Linked DNA regions of Homo sapiens: region 1 is linked to region 2. The links are chromatin loops, found by intact Hi-C in ENCODE. Cell type or tissue: heart right ventricle. All regions are shown on one strand. Links, peaks and the distances in the headings refer to the core of each region. The heading gives the core; the rest is flanking DNA. Region 1 overlaps LOC105376275 (a long non-coding RNA gene). Region 2 overlaps MAPKAP1 (MAPK associated protein 1).

The links. Peaks named below come from ENCODE experiments on the same cell type or tissue, not always from the same donor. Only the 100,000 strongest peaks of a DNase experiment are listed, where the experiment ranks them.
Region 1: a loop joins it to region 2, with 6 times the contacts of the local background. A loop is called at or near these places in 41 of 110 quality-filtered maps.

Annotation. Positions count from the first base shown.
Region 1 is chr9:126,224,572-126,232,897 of GRCh38, reverse strand. It overlaps LOC105376275 (a long non-coding RNA gene), which reads left to right. Exons shown (of 3, transcript XR_930357.1): 2 at 5,959-6,133; 3 at 6,665-6,809. Among named protein-coding and RNA genes, the nearest start is that of MVB12B, 98 kb to the left of the region's middle. RefSeq lists a silencer at 3,738-3,817. In heart right ventricle, for the core only: CTCF peaks have their summits at 3,627 and 3,828 (motif pointing right); a DNase peak (open chromatin) is centred at 3,847; H3K27me3 peaks cover 2,852 bases.
Region 2 is chr9:125,554,996-125,563,332 of GRCh38, reverse strand. It overlaps MAPKAP1 (MAPK associated protein 1), which reads left to right. Exons shown (of 12, transcript NM_001006617.3): 6 at 3,524-3,700. Among named protein-coding and RNA genes, the nearest start is that of MAPKAP1, 150 kb to the left of the region's middle. In heart right ventricle, for the core only: a CTCF peak has its summit at 4,715 (motif pointing left); a DNase peak (open chromatin) is centred at 4,694; H3K27ac peaks cover 2,419 bases.

The DNA.
Region 1 (8,326 bases), core at 1-8,000, 670 kb before region 2:
TCTTCTTACAAGAGCATTGCCACTCTTCCCAGGGGATAGTGGAGACAGTGGTCCCTTGCCCTGAACTTGGGAGGACTTTTGTCACTGCCTTGATAGATGTAGCACCAGTGACACTACAAGACTCCCAAGGTTCGGTCTTAAGAATGCCACGTACTTCATCGGGTTCTCTTGGGATGCCCACTGTTGGATTCCAGTGGCCATGCTGTGAGGAGGCCGAGCAGCCACATGGAGAGGCCACAATAAGTGTCTGGCTCACAGCACCAGCTTGTCATGTGAGTCACATGCATGAGCCATCCTGAATGTCGTCTGCCCAGCAATGCAGAGTGTAGATAAGCTGACCTTGCCAAGCTCCAGAGCAAAGCAAATTATTATTGATATCTTGAGCTACAAAGTGTTGGGGCAGCTTGTTACGCAGCAAGAGATAACTGAAACAACCACCCCCACGGGGTTGTTGTGGGGTAAGGAAGTATATTAGTTTGCTAGGGCTGTCATCACGAAGAGCAACAGATTGGGGGTCTTAAACAACAGAAATGTATTTTCTCACTCTTCTGAAGGCTAGAAGGCTGAGGTCAAGGTGCCAGCAGGGGTTGGTTCCTTCTGAGGTCTCTCTTCCTGGCTTGTGGATGGCCGTCTTCTCCTCCTTGTGCTTTTGCCTGTTCTTCTGTCTGTTGATGTGTGTGTCCTAATCTCCTCTTCTTATAAAGTCTCCACTTATACTGGATTAGGGTCCACCCTAGTGATTTCATTTCAACCTTATCACCTCTTTAAAGACCTTATCTCCAGATGCGATCACACTCTAAGACACTGGGGGTTAGGACATCAACATATGCATCTTGCGGGGATACAAGGCAGTCTGTTACGATAAGGAAATGCGTATGAAATGCTTAGAGCAGTACCCAGCACAGAGTAAGCACTCAATAAATGTCAGCTAGGGTTGTTATTCTAACTACCACCACTGCCATCTGCCTGGCCTCGGTCACACTATTTCCCTCCAGACCCTAAGGGAATGCTCTGGATCCCCAGGCCTCCTTTTAGACTGTCTCCTCGGCTTGCAGGGTCTAAACCTGTTCCCCATCTACCCAGATCCCTCCTGTGTTAGGAAGCCCAGCTCCTTTACAACCAGGCTGCCAAGTCCCCTTGGTTCCCGTCCCCTGCTTCTGGGGCTCTGTTTAGCGAGTATTCTGGCCTGCTGTGTATGAGAAGCTTGGACTTTTTTTGACCTGAGACTTTGTTTTGTTTTTCAATATGGAAATGGGGGATTTTTTTCTAATTATAAAAATAATTCGTGTTCAGTTTATAAAACCCAGACAGTACAGAAGGTTGATGAAGAAAGTGGAAATCACCTAGATTTAATGACTTTTAGCATTTTGGTTGCTGTCTTTCTGGAATTTGTCCTATGTGTGTACGTATATATATGTTTTTCTTGATTCTGGGACAACACTGACTGGGGGATGCATCACTGATTTAATTACACGGCTCTTTTGGAGAAAAGAACTATGCATTAAACATATCCATTAATTGCAATGCACATCCTGATTTTAGAAATGTTCAAATGTTAAAAAATGTGCATCTTAGAATAAAGAAAATATATGCATGTATTATCTATGTTTTTCAAAATGGAAATCTCTATGAATACTGTTATATGACCTATTTTTTTAAAAATCTGAATAACAAAGTGTAGCCATCTTTCCACATCAATAAAGGAACGCTCTTGCCACCAGTTTTAATAGATACATAATGTTCCACTGGACTGATATATCATAATGCATTTATTCCTCACTGAAGGGCATGAAATCTTTATTATTAGTCTGATGCAAACACCTTTATAGACCCTCGTCCTTGTTTTTCTTGGATAAATTCCTTAAATCAGCACTTCCGGCCAGGAGAGTGGAAGTTCTTTGCCCAGAGTTGACTGTCACCAGCTCACATGCTCCCCAAGGATAGGACCTGCCGCTGAACCACCTGTGGATGCACCCGCGCGGGCCCTGTCACTGAGCCGGGTACAAAATAAGGCTCTGGGAATGATTGACATGTATCGATTTTTTAGTAATAACAAGTCAGGAGACGGATCCTGCATGAATAGTCTGCCGGGAACTGAGATGTGTGATTAACTCAAGTTTCTGAACCTCGGATCAAAAAATTAAAAAGCACAGTTTTGGGAGTCAGGGTGGTCTCAAATCCCAGCACTGCTACTCAGTGTGTGATGTACTGTCCCGAGCCTCAGTTTCCCCATCTCTACAAGATCATGAACGTCCTTGGCAGGCCTGTGTGGCTGGGTGTCTGCCTCAGCTCCTTGCAGTATCTAGGAGGAGAGAAAACCTTGGCAAGGTCCTCCCAGGCACCAATTCCCTAAGAGTGCTTATGCCTGGGGAGACCTTGAGTGTAAATTGAGGAGCATGGGGGCACCTGAGGGCTCCAGGGCCTCTGAGAACAAAAGCGAGAACATCTGTGCCTCCACGAGCTCTGGGCGCCATCTGTGAGCTTGGCCCCGAGTGGCACAGACCACTGGAAGCCCACAGCGAGGGCAGGGGGACAGGTCCTCTGTGCTTTCTAATAATAAGATGATAAGATGAGGAATCACAGCTGCCATTTGCTGAGTACTCCTTATGTGCCAGGCACCTACCAAGTGCTTTATATTCATTTTCTTACTTCATCCTCATTGCAAGGTAGAAATTACAGCCCACTTTACAGAGGACAAAACCTGGACTCAGAGAGCAGCTGGACCAAGATCTTGGCTCTGTGCACTTCTCCCCACTGCCATCTCTCACCTGGATGTGGGTAACAGCTTGTACTCCCCACCCCATCACTCAGTCCTTCTCCACTCTGCAGCCAGAGTGGGCTTTTGAAATCACCAAGCTGAGTATGACATTCCCATGCTTACACTCTTCTTCAGCGAGCCTCTCCCTGGTGCTGTTGGGAGGAAAAAAGTCCCAAGTACTAAATAATCCCAAGCCCTAAACTTTGGATCCTGCCTGGAGCTCCTGGTTCTCCAATCCTTCTGGCTTTACTCACGCCCCTCACCTTTGGTGCTGGGTTCTAAGCACACTGGCTTTCTCTCAGTTTCCACAATATGCTAGTTCTCTCCTGCCTCAGGGCCTTTGCACAGCTCTTCCCACCCTGTGAGCAACTTCATCACTACTCACCCTTTCAAGTTCAGCTTAGAGTCAAGTTCCTCTCAAGGAAGCCTTCCCTGCCATTCCAACCCCAGGTTAAGCCCCACTGCCCTGTTCTGTAACCGTATGACACTTGCCATCATTAGGGTGAATCAAAGGATCTTGCGTGAATACTCTGCCAGTGGTTGACCATTTTAGACCTACACCAATGTCAGTTTTCTATGGTGTAACCTGATAAATATTTGTTGTGTTATCTCTTCAGTGTTGGGCCCCCTGACATTTAGGAGAGGCAACTGTCTGTTGCTCACCATAATTTCAACCTAGCATCATACACCGACACAGATTACAGCCTCGATACTGTGATGGGTGAACTAATGATTACATTGCAGGTCAGGATTAAACCCCAGTCTCTCTGGGAGAGTTTAAACAACTTCGCACCAAGTCTACACTAACATGGGGGCCGCCTGCCTACCACGTGTCACCAGCCATGGGTTGCAAAGACAGGCCATGGTGCCAGCCCTGCTGGATGGACAGCAATGGCACACAGTAGCAGGCTCCAGCTGTCACACAGTCTGACCCAGTTCTCCAGGACTGTGTTCGGTTTCACTGGGAAGTGGCCAAATGGCAGTCCGGCTCAACTAGATGGAGGGACCCAAGATTTGGGGCCAGACCTCCTCCCCACCGGCCGGGTGTTCCAGCCTCATGGCCTGTGCACTGTGCACCTGAGGCCACATGGTGGCAGTGTTGGAACCGACTGGGCTCTGGAGGAGTTGAACGAAGCCTCAGCCTCACTCCGCAAGATGCCCTTAGAGGCCGCGTCGCTGCATGTGCACACTGTGTGCACAAAAGGGTGTGCGCGCAGGATGGGCTGCAAGTGTGCATTGTGTCAGCGTGTGTAGGTGCCTGTGTGTTTGTGTGTGTGGGGGATATCTGGGGTGTATGTGTGCATAGGCCTAAACATGCACTTGTATTTCTGCGTGTGGGTGTGTGTGGGTGCCCTCACGCATCTGTGTTTATCAGTGACTCTATGCAGGTGTCCATGTGTGTGTGTATGTAACTGTCTGCTTTGTAAGAATGCCTTCGGTGCAAAAGTGTTTTCATGCCGCTGGTTTGTGCATGTGAGGTGTGTTTCTGTGTGTGTGTGTGTCCGTCCATTGAACCTCTGGTGCAGTGAAGGGAGAGTCAGTGGTTGAGCGCGTGTGTATATCTGGGTATCAGGATACACTGAGGGCTTGGCCTCCCTCCGCTGGCCTTGCCTCTCCCACCATCATGTGTATGGACAGCTGTTCTGATTCGCTCCCCAGCCCCCAGCCTCGGGCTCCAGCAGGTGTAGATCCCCTTAAGGTGTCCTGCTCCTCCTCCTGTCCTTCCTGCCATGCCTCCACCCCACCAAGCACCAGCTCCTGCAGGTTCAGATCTTTACCCAGATGTACCTGCAGGGCTCCAAGTGTGTGTTGCAGGGCCGGGGGGCAGGGCTGGAAAATCACCTCTTGACCCCCGTGCCGTGGTGGAACCAAAGCCCCACTCTAGCACCTGCCTCTGGTAGTCTTTCGTCTGCCCGCAGGATGAAGCTCTCCTCTCTGGGGAAGGTGCACCCTTATGGCTAGGGGCCCCGGTGGGTCCTAAAAGGGCAGACTTCACTGCTTGGCCAGGTCTCCTGTCCTCAGACTAGAGGACCCTAAAGATGGGGCTCTGTGTCTCCCTCTGCCCTCAGGGTGGAACCATGGCTCAGATTTTATCGCCCAGTCCTAGAGAGAATGTGGGGACCCTGTCCTTCTCCAGGCCCTGCCTCTTGCCCTGTGCTGGCATCTTGCAGCATGGGGTCCAGCACCCTCCCAGCCCGCCCCTCCCCCTGCCAGGCAAGAACCTGGAGTGCCATGTCTGGCCATGTCTGGCCACCCTTCACCCCGTGATTATTAATAATTGGGTATTAGGTGAGAGGCGACTATTGATTCCAGCGCGGGCAGCTCCAGGTCGGGGTAATTTATGGAAACACTGGCGTCCCTGGTGATAAATAATGAGGTGATCACAGAGATGGGTCACTAGTGAGTGGCCTCCATCGGCTGCCCTGTCCACTAACACACAGGCTCGTAAATGGAGGGAGAGATGGAGAGAGACCAGGCCGGCTTGTAAAGACAAAGGACGCGTTGATGATGAGAGGCGCCAGGGATACGGGGAAAGCAGAAGCACGAGTCAGCGGGGTCCACGCGGTGGGGGCTGGTGGGAAAGGGACAGGAAGACACAGAGAGGACAGAAGGACAGACAAGGACACAGAGCAAAAGACAGGGCAGGGGAGGGAGAAGAACAGGGAGGCAGACATAGAGTGACACACAGGGGCAGGGAGAGCTAGACAAAGCCAGAGAGGATGAGCAGCAGGGAGCGGCAGAGCTGGGCAGGGCAGGGACAGTGGTGGGCACACTCAGGGGCAGAGACAAAGGGAGACGGGCCTCGGGAGTGCCGAGTGCCTACTAAGTGCCGGCTCTGCTCTGTGTTCTCATAGCATTGGCTCATGTTATCGTCCTGACAGCCTCGAGGCAGTGATTCAGAGTATGGACTCCGGAGCCAGACTGCCTGGGTTCAAATCCCAGCTCTTCCCCTGGCCCTGGCTGCATTGCCTTAGGCAGGTCACTTCTCCTCCTGGTCTCCAGCTGCCCTCATCTGGAACATGGCGCCAACACGATACCTATGCCAATCATGGTTGTGAGGGTTAAACAGGTCCATGTCTGTGTACTTGGGGATCAGTGCCTGGTACTAGTGGGTGCTATACAAGTGTGTGCTATTGTTTTCCCTGGTTCTAGTCAATTTCCTGCAATTGCATTTGATTTGACTCTCTTCTGTTCCATAGGGTGTCTAGTTTACAACGCATGAGCCAGAGAAAATGAGATGAGGGACGACGGGTGGCTTTGGGGAGACACCCTGCAAGAGGAAAGGTTTGACTTGAGTGTGGAGGTGGAATTCGAGGAAACGGCATATTCCAGATGGTGGGAACAGCTTATGCAACAGCATCACAGAATTTCCAGGTTGCAAGGACCCTCGAAGGCCCAGTGTGTCCAGCAATGCCTGGATTCCCTCTGTAATTTCTCCCCGCAGGGTTCACCCAGTTGGCCATCTCCAGGGATGGGAAACTCACTCATCCTTGCAGAACTCTAACTCCGAGAAGGTCCTTCCTCAGAATCAGCCTTTATGTGCTACCCCCCAGCTCCCTCTACTCCCCCCTCCAATCAGCCCTGCAGAGGTGGGCAGTCAGCAACAGGGAGCTCTTCGCAGCCCCCTCCTGCCCCCAGCATCAGGTGCAGCCCCTCTCGGCTGCTCCCGATGCTTCTCCTTGGTCAGCCAGCCTGGCCCCTCCAGCTTCAGGCAGCTCCTCGGCTGGCTGCTCTCCTGGGCTGCTCTCACAGAGGCAAAACCAGCCACCTGGGCTGTTCACTTCACCCTAGACCCAGTGCTCAAACTCTGCTGCCCAGAGCCCCGGGGTTCTTGGAGAGTGCTGGGGGCTGCCCCAGGGCTGAGGGGGTGACTCCTCTCCCTTCCAACTCTGTGATCTGTTCCAGGTAGAAAAAAACCATGAACCCTGCTAGTCTGTAGGCTGTGGAGGCTGCTGCCCAGATGGGAGGCAGCCTAGAACAGCGGCACATCCTGGGTTGGTGCTCTGGCCCTGCTGCTCATCGACCAGGTGACCATGCACAGGTGCTGCAACCTGCGGGAGCCCCACTTTCGTCCTGTGTCACAGAGCCTGCAAGGAAAGTGCTTAGCAGCAGAGGAAAAGCCCCTTTAGTGGCCCCTCCCTCTCCCCCCACCATGGCCCCTTTTCCCACACACCCTGGGTAGCCTGAGACTCTCTCCTTTCCGTGTCTAGGACTCAAATATGAGAGCCCCTATGGGTCCTGGACACATTGCCTTGACACGACCGGGCTCCTCTCTCCTTGCCTGGGCTCTGGACCCAGCGGAGCTCTCTTGCTCACACTCTGTGGGACCTGCGAAGGTGCCACCTCTACCTTCGTGCACAAGGAAGTGAAATACAGCTGAACAGGATGGAGCCTGGGGCACTCCGTGGAGATCCCACCCCCACCCACCCGTGGACATTGGCTGTAGTCGTGGGGTTATTTGCTTGTGTCTTTGTCCATCCCACATTTCCCCATCTTGCCTGAGCATGTCCTGGGGATCTCACCATGCACTTCACAGGACCCTAGATCCCATCTTACAGCCTCACTTCTCTGACCTGTTGGGCTGGTCACCCTGTGGACAAGGACATGGACCAATCTGATGTGGTCTTTTCTTTTCTTGTTTTTTTGTTTTTTTGTTTTTTTGTTTTTTTTGAGACAGAGTCTTGCTCTGTTGCCCAGGCTAGAGTGCAGTGGCATGATCTTGGCTCACTGCAACATCCACCTCCCGGGTTCAAGTGATTTTCCTGTCTCAGTCTCCCCAATAGCTGGGATTACAGGCAACTGCCACCACGCCCGGCTAATTTTTGTATTTTTAGCAGAGACGGGGTTTTGCCATGTTGGCCAGGCCGGTCTCGAACTCCTGACCTCAAGTCATCCTCCCACCTCGGCCTCCCAAAGTTCTGGGATTACAGGCATGAGCCTGATGTGGCCTTTTCCTAGCAACCCCATTGCTCTCCTGGATTTACCACTTCTTCTTTTTAGATGCTCTTAGAACATCCCTTTATAGTCCATTCTAGATTTTTTTTAGACAAGGTCTTGCTCTGTCACCCAGGCTGGAGTGCAGTGATACAATCTGGGCTCACTGCAGCCTCAACCTTCTGAGCTTAAGCAATCCTCCCATTTCAGCCTTCCAAGTAGCTGGGACTACGGGCATGCACCACCATGCTTGGCTAATTTTTCATTTTTTTTTTGTAGACAAGAAGTCTCGCTATATTGTCCAGGCTCATCTCAAACTACTGGGCTCAAGTGATCCTCCCACCTTGGCCTCCCAAAATGTCGGGATTACAGGCATGAACCACTGCACCTGGCCTCATTCTGGAGTCTTAACTGAGCTAGTGAAACTCATACAATACTATTATTACTGAGCAGGGCAGTTAACTCGTTTTTGCCGTTGTTGTTTTCCCACCTTATGGGTCTCCAAGGACACAGTAGAGGATGGGTGGCTGAGCCAGTGTATGTGTGAGGGTGGGGAAGGAGGTGGAGGGAATTATGTGCGGAATAAGGAGTGGATACTAGCTGTTGGCAGAAAAGCGTTGAACACCAGGTTAA
Region 2 (8,337 bases), core at 20-8,019:
GTTCTTTCCACCAAGCTGTGTCATGGGAAGTGCCCCTGTTTCCATTGTGTTGTAAACTCTGAGATGTCTGTATCGGGGGGTTTCCTGAGGCAGGGACCAGAGCTGCCCCCTTTCTTTTCTCTCCCCATTTCAAAGTCCACCAGTTTTTTATTTGTTTAAAGAATAATGGACAAGAAGTGGGGACACCAGAGTTTTCAAGACCAGCTTTGCCTCTGTTTAATTGGGTGATCATGAGCATGTTATCCCTCTTTTCTCTGCCTCCATTTCCCATCTGTAAAAGCAAGGAGGTTGAACTAAATCTAACTTTTTATAAGTAATATGTCATGGTTTCCTTCTTCTCATCAAAGTGTGTCATATTTCCATAGGTGATTGGGTTCTCAAGTGCCTCAGGAAGTCTTGACACACTGTGGCTTTGGCAGAGGAATGGGTGGGGGTCAAGAGGGACAGCTCTTGGCTGCCTGGATTTGAATCTCAGCCCTGTCACTTACATGCTGTTTAATCTTGAGCAAGCTACCTAATCCTATTGAGGCTCAGTTATCTAATTTGTAAAATAGAAATATAAATGATTCATTTACAAAGTTGATGTGAAGTTTCAGTGAGCTTATATATCTAAGCCGCTTTGCAGAGTGTCTGGCTTATAGTACTCAATAAATGTAGCTAATGATACTGCTGGTATTGTACTAGTACTAATTTGGAGTCCTGAAGCAGTTTTAGAAGTCAAAATATCACAGTAGCTTCTTTTACTAATGATTCCTTTATAAAAGCACCAAAGGAACCAGTATGTCCATGTGTAGAATATAGAATTTTAGTCATTATCTCCTCAGATTTTCAATTAAGGGGTCAGAGGAGTTGGAGCACTATTTACTGCTAGACTTTACTGATGACCCAGAAGAGGCTTCTATTCATCTTGTATAATATGGCAGGAATCAGTCTTCTTTTCCTTCCTCTGTTCCTGATGCTCAGGACAGGCCACAGCCCAGGGGGGCACTTTACAAATGTGTTTTGAATGAATGATTTCACACTTCATATTTAAGAACTGGGGAGAATAATAGCACTTGGCAGTGAACCTTTTGCATCTCAAATCTTAGCCTGTGATATTTATTGAATTTGTTTTGAGAGGATTTGGGGATGTCCCTTAACAATCAAAGCAGAATTCTTCTGATATCATTGTTGGACTTTTCTGCTTTGATCAATAGGCTTATTATTTGCCCCTGAACCTCTGTGATGCTGGAGAATCAAACATTCCTCAGGTTGATTTACATGGCAATAAATAATCTGTGCTGTCTGTTGCTTGTTCCATCCATGTCTGCCCTGTTCATAAAACCCTGGGGGCTCAGTGACCCAAGGTTCCAAGGTTGGAACACAGTGGACATGTTGACTCCCATTACAGTTGTGTGTACATAGAACATGCTGCTCAGATGCATTGTTGCTTAATATGCATCCACAATTTGTGTTTAAGGATTGGTGCAACTATAAGTTAGTTTCCATATGACTTTCTTATTATAGTTACCTTCCCATTTATTTTTTACTTCTGTTACATGCCAGACACTACATATATTATCTGATCTAATCTTTACAATCTCTGAGGGACGATTATACCCTTTTTATAGAAGTGGAAACTGAAACTCGAGGTGAAGCTTATTCTCTGAAATCACATAGCCATGAGCCATGGAGCTGAAATTTGAACTCGTTCTGACCACAGAGCTCTCTTAGCCAGTATACCATGACATTTTCCTCATCCAAAGTGCTTTCTTTTGCCTCTCTAATTGTTCTGTTTTTAAGTTAGTACCCGGCTGCAGAGATCCAAAAGTTTCCCATGCCATTCAAAGATGAATTTTAAATATCTTAACAGCATTACAAATACCTGAAATGTAAAGTGACAAACATAGCTAGATTACTTTCTTGTTATCAATCCATTTAGCAAATTTACAGTTTCCATTAATTTTAATTTGTCCTTATTACTTGTTTTTTATAATAAATATCTCTTAGTCATGACAGACTCACTGAGTATAGATCGCCTGAAGTAGGCTCCCTCTCTTGCAATAAGCAGAGTTGCAGCTAAAGATTTGTGAATTAATTGGGAAAATTGCAAGTCAGGTAGTCAGTGAAATAATTCATTGTCACATCCAGTCAATAAACTTGGTAAATCAACTCATTTAATTCAAAAAATGATCTATATAGATCAACCAACCAATTAAACAATTAGCATACACTTTGCAATTAATTAATTTAAGCATCAATCATGTAATTAAAACTCCAAACTTAAGCTGCAGAATTTAGAATTCTACTGCCTTGTGAGCTATTGGGTTCCTGCTTCTGAAGCTAGCATAATTCTGAAGCTCGCAGGTTTGCGGTTTGGAGCAATTGAATTGATTGCACTCTTACACTGTCTGTATGTTGGTATAGTTTCCCATCCTCTTTGAACAGATCAACTTTTTACTTCCCCCAAAGAGGGTATGTGTTGATTCTAAACTGGGCAAGACTGCAATCTGGGAGTACTGTCTGGACATTCTAGGGAGTGGGAAGTGTGCAGAAGTAGTCAAGAGGACCAGGTATCTGTGTCAGGACTAATCCAGTCATTTGCTTTTACTCTGCTAAGGATCCATGGTGTTTGAAGTCAGATTCTACCAACTGACTTAGATACTCTTTAGAGAAGGGAGAACTGTATGGATTGTCTTGGTTACCTTGAGTATTTCTCCTGATCTAGAGCACAAATATTTTCTTTTTTAATTTTAATTTTATTTTTTTGAGACAGGGTCTTAACTCTGTTGCCCAGGCTGGAGTGAAGTAACACCATCATAGCTCACTGCAGCCTCGACCTCACGGGCTCAAGTGATCCTCTCACCTCAGCCTCCTGAGTAGCTGGAACTACAGGCGCATACCACCATGTCTGGCTAATTTTTGTATTTTAGCAGAGATGGGGTTTTGCCATGTTGCCTAGCTAGTCTTGAACTCCTGGGATCAAGCGATCTGCCTGCCTCAGCCTCCCAAAGTGCTGGGATTACAGGCATGAGCCACCATGCCTGTCCAGATATTTTCTTAATCCTAACCATAAATCAAAGGCCTCTGACCCCTGCCTTCCCCGAGGCCAGATAATCTTCCCCCCTTTACAGTTTTGTTTGTATCTGTTTTATATATATATTTTTTACATTTGTATTGTAGCTAGTGTAATGCTTATTACTTTTCCTCCCTACTATGCTGTAAGCTGCTTTTAGGGCTGATACTAAATCTCACCTTTGATCTAAGAGGTTAGGTTCTTTGTCGTAGCTGCAATAGGGCTCAGTGAATGTTGCAAGAATAGAGTAGTATAAAGACCTTCATTTCACACTGTTTTTCTCCCCTTTGCATTGCCATGTGTATTCTCTCTATCAAATGAAGTAGGATTTGGGATTTTTTACTGTATCACCAGGCTTGGGGTAAAGAAAAGCAGTCTCCTCAATTTGCTTGCTGTGCACCATACCCTCTGGTCTTCTTGTCCCTTCCCTACCTTGGTATTCACTCGCCTTTTTGGTTTTCCTTTCAGTGACAATGTCAGTGCCTACTGCCTGCATATTGCTGAGGATGATGGGGAGGTGGACACCGATTTCCCCCCGCTGGATTCCAATGAGCCCATTCATAAGTTTGGCTTCAGTACTTTGGCCCTGGTTGAAAAGTACTCATCTCCTGGTCTGACATCCAAAGAGTCACTCTTTGTTCGAATGTGAGTACTGACTCTATTACTTCTCTCGGTATCTCATCCCAACCTTCTAGCATTTTGGATCTGATTTTGGTTTTGTTCATCAAATAAATGATATTTGGCATCTGGAGAGTCCACTGGTAATAACGATGACTCCCAGAGAGATGCTGAGGACGACATTCGCATTGTATTTCATGCCTCTGCACCTAGGCTACGCAGACTGCTTTGCAGTGGCACATTGTGTGAAGCAGATCTCTGAACGGCATGTCCAGAGCCAGGCCTCTGGAAACACTGGTGCACTGGGAGCCTGTGAAGCAAAACTTCTAGGTTTGCACCTTCTCTGCGAGGAATACACACTAACTGAAAATGTGCACTGTGGCCACTTCTCTCTTGTGACTTAAAATAATTTTCTCTCAGACCAAATTTGACCTTCCCTGTCAGTTGCCTGCCTTGAGACTGAGCACATGTCTTCAGCTTTTTTTTTGTGCCTTTCTCAGAAAAGCGTGTGTAAATGCATAAAATAAAATCCACTGGAATATAAAAGTATTCTGTTATTTAAAGTTATCAGATTATTGAACAAATTCATGATATAGTAATATGTGTGGCTTTACTAGTAGATTAAACAATATCCAGCTGTATACCTAACAGTAACTCCTGAAGCCTGTTGTTTCAAAGCGGTGATGAGCATAAATGGTATTTGAGAAATCTGCAACAGCTGTAATGTGCTGTAGTGTTAGCTATGACTTCTGTTCATGACAGAGTCACTGGCACTGTGATTCTGCTGTGATTGTTTGCCTACACTTATAAATCAAGGAAATGCAAAATATTAGAAGTTAGTGAAAATTAAAATGTAGTTTTTATCCATTCAAGTTTATGAGCTCCTGAGTTTTATCCACATGTCCCAGTTGTTAAGGGAAAACCTGCTGCATTTGGATTTTACTCTCAAACCTAAGCTTTTTTTCAACCTAGGCCTCAGCAGTCCTTCTCATGGCTGTCTCCTGGGAACAATAGCGATCCCTTTGGCACCCCCTGCTGTTAGTAACCAGCAAATTCACTGCTCAAAAGGGATTGCTTTAGAAGACATTTCCCTGTCTCTCTCAACATACTGCCTTTGTTTGAGATTGTTACAGAAAATAGGGTTATGCTACATATGATATATGAGTATTTTGGCTCTTTCTACCCTTGAGCAAAGAAAGAATAACTGAGTACCTGGGGGTAAGCTGGGGAGTGGGCCCTCAGGCTTTCATGGTGGCCGTTTCATCCCTACTACAAGGTCAAGTTTGGTGTAAATAACAGCAAATTTTTTCCTGCTTTTTCATTTCAGAGGTACTAAAATAACTTTAAAGGATATTTAAAATAATTGAAAAGTTGGCCAATGATGCCTCCATCTTAACTATTTTTAATCTTGTATAATAATCGTGTGTATATGTTACTCAGTTTCACTTGTAGCACACATATTTTTGTGTTATTTTTACTTGACATTAAATTAGGTCAGGCGCAGTGGCTCACGCCTGTAATCCCAGCACTTTGGGAGACCGAGGCAGGCCAGGATTTGGGAGGCCGAGGAGGGTCAAGAGTTCGAAACCAGCTTGGCCAACATGGTGAAACCCCGTCTCTACTAAAAATACAAAAATTAACCGGATGCAGTGGTGGGCACCTGTAATCCCAGCTACTCGGGAGTCTGAGGCAGGAGAATCGCTGGAACCCGGGAGGCGGAGGTAGCAGTTAGCTGAGATCGCGCCATTGCACTCCAGCCTGGGCGACAAAGTGAGACTCCATCTAAAAATAATAAATTATAAACGTTTCAGTATTTGTTCTTAATTCCTACAGTCTGTATTTATGTGCCAGAGATCTAGGCAGAGACAGCACTACCCTCATGGAGCTTACTATCTAGTAGTGAGACAGTTGTCAAATAATTAAAATGTGATAAGCAGTATAAAAGAAAAGTGTATGGGTTGTAGTGGAAGCCGATCACAGAATATTTAGATTGCTTCCTTGTGTGGTTTTAATAAGTAATTTGATGATGATGGTCATTATCTATATACCTTTTATTCTGTTGAACAACTTCCTTAGGATCATGCCTTGTAAGTAGGATTATTGGTCAGAGTAAAAACATCTTTAGACTCACTTTTTATTGACAATAGCCCTCTGAAAGATGTCCTAATTTACAATGTTACCAACAGAATTCCTAAAATCATTTTTATAGTTTTACCATTACAAGGTATTAGAAGTTTTTTTTTCTACTCTAAAAGATATACACAGTGGCATTTCGATAGTTTTTACTTGCATTTTTATTGATTATTAATATGACTAGAACTTTTTCTACATGAATGTTAACACATGATCATAGCAGTCTTTTGAACCAGAAGTCCTTTTTTAAAGCAAGAGGCTTTAAATCACTGAGTTTTCAGTAGAGTGGAGTGGGGCTAGGATTCATATGCCTTTCCAGGAGGGGCATCTAAGACTACACAGTGTTTCACTATGAACCCTGCCTTCTGGAGAATAGGAAGGAGGGGGAAGGCAGAGAGTAACAACTGCTTTAAACTTAATACTCTGTTTTTTGATCCTGAATTACTCCCATCCCTGTGTTCCCACTCCCAGACACACACATAGCCCAGTCAATCCTTTTTCTATTTTAAAATTCAAGAGAGTTTATTTGATGTGTCTGGAGTGTTTCTGAAAACACGAGGTAAAGTGAAATCTTTATATGTGAGCATTAAGAACAAAAGTGTCAATAAATTTTCTTTTTCTCAGTCGTCTGATGAAATAGTACAGATTACTGACCGTTTGCCCTGTGTGTATTTTCTTGGTTCAGCAACCTCTTACTCGCCTTTCTGGTCTATATTCTAAGTTAGTAAAGCTTCTCCTACAGATGCAGAACAGAGCAGACCTTCAGGAGTCTGTAGGGATGTGTCTAAAGTTTCAGAGAAGGAAATCCCAGCAAAATAAATAAAGCCGTAACTACTCCTCCTCGTCATTTCCCCCCTTTCCTCCTTCCATTTGTCTCCCAGTAGAGGAGGGACAAGAAGTGGCTGGGAAGACACTAAGCTGAAACAGAAAGAGGCAAGTAGGTTTGACATAGGGAGTGAACTAATACTTACTAAGGGCCAACTATGCATATGCTATCTCACTTAATCCCAAAATAGCCCAGTTTTTATGAACAATTTAGAGGCGTGGAACCTGAGGGTGAGCAATATTGTTCTTAGGCCTGGATTTGACGCCATCCCTGACTTTAAAGTCCATGCCCTTTCCAACCCTCTGCTGAAAGATTGAGGCTGGGGAATCTGGTGTTGGTTTAACCTGTGAATCTCACTGTCTTAAGGCTGACATTCAGCCACTGCTATAGTGCAGTAGGTGACAGCATGGTGGGCTGTGAGCCAGATCGCTTGGATGCCGATCCTAGCCTTGCCCTTACTAGTGTGTGTGGTCCTGGATGAATATTTAACTTTTCTGTGGCTCAGTGAAATGGAGATAATAATACCTACCTCACAGATCAGTTATGAGGATTAAATGAGTTAATAGATCTGAAGCACTTAGAACAGTGTTTAGCATATGTACGCATCATCTTAGTGTTAGCTGCTGTTATTGTTACTATTAATAAACAACCCTTGGAGAGCAAGAACTGAATTATCTGTGCCCACAATACTCACCATCACTCCATTACTGTGATAGATCTGTCACACGTATTTCTTGAATGGGTTACTGAGTAGATCTCTGCCACTTCTACATTTTTCTTCTCCGACTTTGTTTTATAGCAGAGGAGGGGTAGTGTTTAGGTGGACATTGCTCAGCTGGACTGAAAAAGCTGAATTGGAATAACTTTCAGTGAACATGGGCAGTGGGTAAACATCGAGGATCTACATACTTTCAAATGAGTCCTCTTATGAGCACACATCCTCTGAGTTAGTAGCAAGACCATTAACTTCTTGAAGACTAGGAAGGCACAGTCTTATTGTCTCTCTGTATCCTGAGCACCCAGCACAGGGCTTCATGGAGAAGGAATGACTGAAACTTCAGGTGTCTGTGGGCTGCCAGGAGGACACCTGACCCAGCAGTGTGTCCCACCTTGCTTTCTAAGACCTCTTCCCCTTTTTTACACCCGTTCCTGCCTTTCAAATACCAGGAAGCCCATGTCGCCTTCTGACCTTTAGAGGCCCTCACACCGGCTATTCCCGGGGCTCCAGTACCATCTTTCCCTCTAAGTGCGGCAGCACAGACTTTGAATTTAGGCAAACCTGGGTTCATGTTTCAGCTTCAATAGTATCTTGCTACATGCATGACCTTAGACAATTTTACTTACCTTTGTTAAGTCTCAGTTTCTTCATCTTTAAAATTTGGGTAACAGTAACTATCTCATGGAATTGTCATGAGGGAGTTTCTTAAATGTAAGTTATGTACAGAACTCTTTTAAAGGGAAATAAATTCTCCTAAAGTCTCAATGTTTATCCAAATGAGTTTTTTAATAATGCTACTTAGATACATGCAAATACAAAGTTCTGTAATGTTTAGCTATAAATTCAGTGTTTTTACACAACCTAAACAAAATTACAAACTAAATACAGATAAAATTATAACGTTAATAAAATACAAATTAACAACTTTAATGTAACAGATGATGTTTTGCTGAAATTAAACATTGCTGATGTTGGGTTTAATTGGGT